Linked DNA regions of Mus musculus: region 2 is linked to region 1. Evidence: chromatin contacts called from ENCODE Hi-C or POLR2A ChIA-PET data. All regions are on one chromosome and are shown on one strand. Each heading gives the region's core, a stretch centred on a gene start or an enhancer-like site at or near the end of the contact. The rest is flanking DNA. Distances are from core to core; before and after follow the strand shown. Region 1 overlaps Gm36235 (a long non-coding RNA gene). Region 2 has its middle 40 kb from the start of Gm40287.

Region 1 (3,966 bases), core at 1,084-3,583:
CTGAACCTATACAGCCTCCGGAGCCAAGACTCCGTTCAGAACCCTTCCGTCTGAACATGCAGGGGGCTGTGCCCACTGACCTCCCAGGCCTCTTGTGTGGGCTGAGGAAGCCTCAGCCCTTGGACATGTTCCCAACGGCCCTCTTGCCTCCAGGATTAGGGATGCTAAAACAGAACTCTCCAGAAGGCTTTGGGGACATCTTCCAGAGCACCAAGGAAAGAAAGCTAGAGCTTTGCAGGGGTGAAGAGCGAGTTCCCAGGCCTCCATTTGCATCCACAGAGGTGTCAGCATACTCAAGTGAGCTGCCTTAACACAGAAACCCTGCCCCTAGTATATCTTTCTATCTTTGTGGCTTTGCCCATGTGTATGTGGAGGCCGGAGGGTGACATTAAATATCCTCAATTGCTCTCTAGCTTACTTTTTAAAAAAGTTCATTTTATTTCATTTTATTTTATTTTATTTATGTGTATGAGTGCTTTGCCAGCATGTTTGTATATGCTGCGTGTGTGTGCCTGTTGTCCCCAGAAGACAGAAGAGGGCATCGCATTCGTTGGGAAGAGAGTCATGGGTGTTGGTTAGTTACTATGTGGGTGCTGAGAAACTGAACCCCAGGTCCTCTCCGAGAGCAACAAGTGCTCCTAAATGCTAAGCAACTAAGCTACTTTTTGAAACAGGCCCTTTCACTGAACTTGAAACACATCAGTTCAGTTGGGCTAGCCGGGCAATGGGTTTCAGGGCTCCACCTGCTCTTCTTTCCCAGAACTGATATTACAAAAGTGTCTCTGAGCCTGGCTTTCTATGTTGGTGCTGGCGTCCAAACTCATTCTCTCATGCCAGCAGGACAAGCATCTCTCCAGCCTGTATTCTCCTTTTTTCTCTCCATGACATTCGCTCTGCATTTCGGTTTCTCTTCTGGTCATGCAAGGAAGGTGGGAGCCCTATAAACTTGACGCACAACGATAAGCTTGACGCAGGACGGCTGACCAACCTGCTTTCACCCCAATGTGATTTCTGACTTTACCTAGCTTGTCCAAAGACTGACGCTTCCATCTATCTCCTCATTCTTAGGCTAACTTCATAAAGTGGCAACAGGAGCTCTTGTAACAGTTAACACTAACGCGCTTTCCTCAGTGTGGGGGATAAAGAATCTCTCTTCCTTTTTCTCTTGCTGCATAGGGAAAGAGCCACACTCATCTTTATTCCCACACAGTGAGCTTGCCTTAGGCGATTCCGGTTGGGGAGGAGTGTCTCCTTTCGGTGAAATCTGAGCAAGCTGGGTGGGAAGGAGAGGGCACAGGGCATGAACTGGGGATGCAAGTGGGTTGTAATGGCAGGCTTTGCGACTTTCTCCCTGCACATAGTAAATTAATTCAGTCATTAAAGCTGAGTTTTGGAAACAAAGCTAAGTTAGGAAGGAGAAAGCCATGGCATACCAGGGTCCTCCTGCCTGTGTGCACTCCTGTGAGAACCACCGTAGCCAAGTCCTGGCTTCATCAGGAGACACGGAGAAATGTCCAAATGCCAATCTACAGCTCCAGAGACATCTGCGGCAGAGCCTTCTCGCCAGTGTCCTGGTGAGGAAACTGAATAGTGCAAGCTGGAGAAAGTCAAACAGGCCTCCAAGAGGCAATTCTTGGGGCTTTCTGGCTCCCTTCCTGCAATCTGCTAGGTCTTCCCTAAGTGTGGCAGCTGCTTCCACTGTCTGCAGCCTTTGCTGTCAGTGATTCATCAGCAGACAACTTGCTAATTTTTTGTCTGGAACCTCTTGAAGTATAATAAGCAGGGTTATTTAAAATAATAATAATAATGATAATAACAATACAAAGGCCAGGTAGAAGGCTCATGGACTGCTCAGACCAATCTGAGTGCTTCTTTTCTCTCCATATGGAGGAAAGATTCTTCATACCCCAGATAATATGTTAAATTAGTAGAAATCATTCTTTTTAGCAATTATTGTCTAGAGCTGAGTAAGATGTGGATATTAATTGATGCAGCTTTTCTTTCATATACTATTTTTGCATTGTGGATACATTCTTGCAAATAATGAGGCAATTTTGCCTGGTTGAAAGAGCCTTTTTAAAAAGCACAATTTAAGGATTTAAAGGATGATTTCATGTGAGGACTTGGGCAAGGAGAAACACAAGGCACATGAAGACAGTGTTCTTTTGTTGGCTGTTTGGGTAGCGGGTGCACGTTTGAGGTCCTGTGTTGTTATGCAGGAAAGGGTGGGAACTCTCCTCCACCCTTCCCCTTCCTGCCCCACACTAGCTGAACAGGCATGAGAAGGTCAGGGCTACTCATTCCAAAAGCTAGCAGAGACCAGGGTTTGCAAATCAGTGCTGCCCAGCAGGCCTGGTGTGACTACAAGCTTGGCTTAAGCCAGCTACACAGTCAAAACTATACCAAAAAGAGGCAGAAGGAGATGACGTAGTAACATGTTAATTGGCAGAGGTAAACAGCTCAGTCTCTGAAAGCAAAATTCAGAAGAGGAGAGCATAGCTCTCTGGTAGAGAATTTGCCTAGCAGGTATCCTGGGGCTGAAATGTAGCAGTTAATAATTAATATAACTGTATGCTTGTGTGAATTACTTCCCAGGAAAGCTGATACAATGGGATTAGCCACCCAACCCCCCCTCAGCACTTCCTTCAGAAGTGACCACCTCAAGCCTGCTCAGAGACTGAGTGTCAGAGGCAGGTGGGAGGTGGGGGCTTAAGTACACACTTTTGTACACACTTCCTACTATACTCTCTTTGGGGTGGGGGATGGGCTGTAACATCTCAGGATCTCAGCACAGTTAAGGATAGGAAAGAAGAGCATTTGATAATAGTTATCTCTGAGGGACAGTCTGTCTAGATGGCTTCTCAGGAGGTCTAGAAATGTCCTGCACAAACTTGTGACTTGTTTGTGAAGTCTTCCTTGGGGAAGAGCCCCTGTACATTAAACCTTAAATGCACTTAAGATAGGAAGCTCTGTGAAGGTCTTTCCTGCTGGCGAGATCAGTAGATAACTACCCACGAATGAAAAATCTCGAGAAACATGTTACAGGAAGTATGTGGATAAAGAAATGCCATGCAAACTTGCAAAGGAGATCTAAAATCGAAATTAGAAGATGGAGAGGCGCAAAAGCAATCAGAGGCTTGGTGGCTGGTGGAAGGCTTCAGAGTGTAAGACCCAGAGGCTGAAAAGAGGAAGGAACTAGCCAGCTCAAAGCCACAAGTCAGAATGAAGCCACCAGAGCAGATGTTAGACCCTGGTTTTCTGGTGTGAAAGACAGGTGTCACACTGTCTGTCTGGGCTTTATGTCTAAACATAAGAATACAGATCAGAGAGAGATCTTTGCTGATTCAACCTTGTGCCTTGGCATGTAGATGCCACCCATCCCTCCCCTGGTGACTACTTCCACATAAGGTATCTGGTTTGAGGTTCACCAATAATAATTCTCCAGGGCCACTAGTCTTAAGTCAGTGGGTCCCAGAGTTGTCAAAAGAACTATCAATAGTCCAAGGAAAAGAAAACAGATGACAGGGCTTGGAAATATTTTAACTGTCCTCTGTAAATGGTGGTTTCACATATGCAGGGGCAAATATAGCATGGCAGCCATGGTTTGCTTTATATCAAAAACTTTCTTTGGTTTTGTAGGGCTTGGGATTCTCTTTTCAAACTTGTTCTGCTCTGGAAATGCCACTCCTCTTGTTTGGCCATGATGTGCTTTCCTCCTCTCCTTCCTGTTAGGTATTGCATTAAGACAAAAGGAATTTAATGCCCAATTCTCCATCTCTAGCTCTGTGACTGACTTTAGGGGAAGCTCAGCCTGGGCAGGTACTACATCTCCACCCCAACGGAAAGAATCAGCCTCAAGACCTTTCTATCCAATCACGATGTTCTTCCCAAGGACAGGAGTCCTGCATGGCTGTCTATGCAGTAATGAAGAACAAGAGCCAAGGCTCATGTATTGGGGAAGTCACA
Region 2 (3,966 bases), core at 613-3,112, 440 kb after region 1:
TACCAGAAATCAGAAGAGATTATCTGATTCTTTGAAACTAGAGTTACAGGAGATTGTGAGCCATTATTCTTTGTAGATGTTGGGAACTGAGTTCCACTCCTCTGGAAGAACAGCAATCACTCCTAACTGCTGAGCTATCTTTCCTGAGATACATTTTATAGGAATAAAACTAATTCTGTGTATTTACCAAAATTGGATGTTACATTGTTAGCCTTGGCAGGAAGAGAATATGCCAAGTCTACTTGAAACAGTTGTCCCATGACATGAATTTAATCAAAATACATACCTTGCATATAGCATTCCTAGTGTTGGTATCAGGACCTCTGAAACCAGTAACATCACATAGGTGGAACCTGCAGACCTGTTGCCAAGGCAACAGCCACTATATTCCCTGAATCCCCTTGGCTCACTTCCCACCTTTACCTGTGATTATGTCACCCCCCCCTCCCAATCTCTCTCTCTTTCCCCCTTCTCTTTCTGCTACCACCTTGCTCTTCTCTCTCAACAAACCTCATGTGTAACTGTTTGGCCTGGTGGGGTCCTTCTGAAGTTGCAGAACCTTCAAGGTCATAACATTGTTGCCGAAACCCAGGACGGCCTATAGCTCGGGAACCTTGGATAAGTCATTGTCCTTGCTGTGTTTGAGGTTCCTAGTTCAAAAAATGGGGTTGGGAAGATGGGCTGAGGATGAAGCATGCACAAGTCCTTGGGTTTGTCAACCTTCACATGTGAAAAGCTCTGGTTGGATCCCCTACATTGTAAAACAACAACAAAAGAAAGAGAAGGAAGGGAAAATTTACCCAGGTTGAAATCCTTTTAGAGAACTCTGAAATGGGTCTGGAGGAATGGCTCAGTGGTTAGGAACACATCCTTTCAAAAACCTGAGAGTTTCTTTTCCAGAAGCCAGACAAGTGGCTCACAGCAACTCTACCTTCAGCTCCAGGGTACCTGAAATGTTCTTCTGTCCTCTGTGGGCAGCTAGCTACACATATATGTCAGATACTTACATAGACAAAGACATAGATTTAAATAAAAATAAGACAAATAAATATTTTTAAATCATTTAAAAGCCCCCTTTCAACACGCTCCTCTAGGCAGTACTAATTGAATTTAGTGATTATGTATGACAAGATGAAGTTTAACGGTTTCTATTTTTGCAGAAATGGAAGCTAGAGGAAGAAAGAGAGCCTAGATATGGCCATAATTAATTGCTTATGTCTATGAAATTCTCTGAAATAAAATATTTTAAATCCTTAAGATTTTATTAATACATTTAATACTTGCTACAACTTCAGAGCCAAGCTATAGGGACGCTGTTTTTGGATATTGTTAGAATTTGAGCTCTAATTTTAGGAAGTCACCACTAGCCTGCTGTGAAAGCAAACAAACCTGCAGTAGGATTCCAAGCTGTTTTCCTGCTATGATGAATCTGATGAAATGGAGCTTCAAGGAAAATGTACATTTTACATTTCCCCACTCTTGATAAAAGGTCACCGTGACCTCTATTTTTCTTCTTAGAGACTGATAAAGTGGCATAACAACTTTCCAGAACAGGTAAAACCACAGTGATCAGCAGAGAGTCTCTCAGGACATGGCAATCAGGTGCCCCTTAGGCACTGTGGCAATTCTGCATCCATAAATCTCCACAGCACCTGCTCTGTAGTAGACTTTTCAGTAAACGCTGTGTTATAGGGTCATAAAACCACAGTATAAAGTTTGGAGCGATTAAGAAGAAAAAGCTTTCCCAGCGATGCCTACCACACTCCACTTAGCAACAGACGTTTGTCCTGGAGAGAAGCATGAATGTCCCCTTCAGTCCCCTCCCTCCTCATGGGGTCTGATGCAGCTGCAGATGCCTCTGGCTGCTCCCTGCCCCTTCTTACACTGCTGCATTGCTCTGAACTAGGCCTTTGTTCTTGCAAGGGAATCAAAGGGAACTTGGAATTGAACTTGCGGATGCTTGCTGGCAGGAGGGAGAAAGAGGAGAGCCTGGGATTTTGGATAGTTTATGTGACCCTTATTTCCTACCCACCCTCCACACTCAACTCAATTAATCTCAAGTTGAAACAGATTTATTTATATTTTCCAGAACATTCTAGCGATGTTGTCTTCATTTGGGCCAGTTTCTAAGTGTTTTCTTTCCTTTTGTTTGAAAAGAAACATGAGACTGGTCCCTATTAAAAAGGAAGAAAGCATCATGGATATCCAGCTTCCCTCCAGCTACCCTGAATCTGAGCAGACTGCATGACTCATCTTTCCTAGAAACACAACAATGAGGTCATCCTGTCTGCTTCCTTCCCACTCTGAGTACAGTTGAATTGGGTTCCTCTGTTCTCAGAGGGTTTTTTTTTTTTTTTGAAAAGCCCTCTGCTTGTTAAAATGCCTGAGTTTTGTTATATAATTGGAGTGCAGCAAGAAAGAACACTAGCAGTGATTGGCATTTTTTTTTTCACTCATCTCAATTCTCATCTACAAAACTAAAATTGTGTAAGTGGTAGGAAAAAAAGTTATATCTCAATATTGTTTTGTTATTTTTCTCTTGTCCTGGAAGCTCACCACTTTCACAGACAGTTACATGTACATTGAACAACTCCCCTAGACTAGGTTCATTTGCAGAAAACTAAAATCTGATGCTTGTTGCCAGCCACAATTTTGCCCTCTACCATGCCCGTCTCTTTTTCGATCATTATCATGTGACGGACCATCCTCCGCTCTATGTCTGGGTCTGTCAGATATGGTTCTTGACACTTTAAATGCTTAGTTGTGCTGATTGATTAATAAGTTAGGCTGAACTCCAAATAAATTTAAATATCTGGCTACATATTCCTGTAAGTAGATATTCACTAAGCTGACAAGTTGCCATCATAGAGTAAAGAAAATACCTGGACAAATACACTGTCTGGAACCCATCAGATAGTCTGGTATCGTTATTATACAACCAGAATCTAGGCTATGCTTATTTTTTTTTAAGTAATTATAGTTTTCAAAATTTCTGACTCTGTTGCTGAAAATGTTGCTAAGGTCAAGACACTAATTCATGCATAATTAAATTATGCAATCATCATGTCCCCACTTGGCATTGATTGTCTGCAAATAGAATAGTCTAGGAGAAGAGAAAGGACTACCTGGAAGTAGAAGAGACAGGGAAGCAGAGGAGAGTACTGGTCTACTTAGGGAATACACTCAAAGTATAGTATGTCCTTGTATTAAAAAATAGCACACTGTATCTGTATTAAACCTGTAAAAAGTTGAAGGAGAATATTATAAAAAATTGTATTTTTGTCTATTTTACAATTTGTATATATCTAAGATATTAATGTTCAAAGATTAGCTTATAAGACCTCTCAACTTCCTTTGAAATAGAATAAAATGCATTTCCTACTGCATCAAAAATAAATTTAAGAAACAAACAGATGAAAGGAAAATACAGAGAGATAGCATAAGATACCATAGGAGTTCTAGGTGTTTTATATGGAATAGACATTATAGTTTTCCATTTGGGTTGAAGGTACTATAGGTACTTTCCAGACAGACATTAAAAGCACAACATCCCAGAATTTACAGCTAAAATAAGACTCTAGATGTGTAAAGAATCTTGTTCTCACAGCTAGCAATGCTTGAATTGTAAGTAGGTCTTGTCTGTCATTAGCTGGACCCTGGTCTGAGCAGGTTCACAATGCAGAATGATTTCTTGGATTGAAGTGAAGAGAACAAAGCTAACTGGAGATTAATTGGAATAGCCTGGAGAAATTTAAATAAATATGACAAACTACACGGGGAGTTCTGTGGTGTAAAGCACATGTATATTTAAAAAGGTTGACATGTACAGGGCCAAATAATCTTATTATTAAAAGATAGCTTGGGAAACCCAGATACTTTCTTAAATTTCCAATAAAGTGACATATCTCTGTTGTGCCCCAATCCCTGCAACCTATGTATGGACTATCACTTTATACTAAATTTTCA

The links. Hi-C counts contacts between places; a loop is a spot of excess contacts on that map. ChIA-PET counts read pairs that join two places held with the same protein, here RNA polymerase II (POLR2A).
Region 2: a loop to region 1 is called in a map of regulatory T cell, with 2.2 times the contacts of the local background. The contact joins two enhancer-like sites. A Hi-C loop is called at or near these places in 1 of 37 maps with a recorded cell type or tissue (regulatory T cell). POLR2A ChIA-PET finds 5 or more read pairs at or near these places in 1 of 5 experiments (embryonic stem cell).

The regions. Positions count from the first base shown.
Region 1 is chr12:16,007,702-16,011,667 of GRCm38, reverse strand. The region is part of intron 1 of Gm36235 (a long non-coding RNA gene); the gene reads left to right. Among named protein-coding and RNA genes, the nearest start is that of Gm36235, 5.8 kb to the left of the region's middle. Within about 2 kb of position 2,333, at least 2 of the 3 ENCODE cell types and tissues checked have a DNase peak (open chromatin) inside an H3K27ac peak, as active enhancers do.
Region 2 is chr12:15,564,579-15,568,544 of GRCm38, reverse strand. No RefSeq gene overlaps it. Among named protein-coding and RNA genes, the nearest start is that of Gm40287, 40 kb to the left of the region's middle. Within about 2 kb of position 1,862, at least 1 of the 3 ENCODE cell types and tissues checked has a DNase peak (open chromatin) inside an H3K27ac peak, as active enhancers do.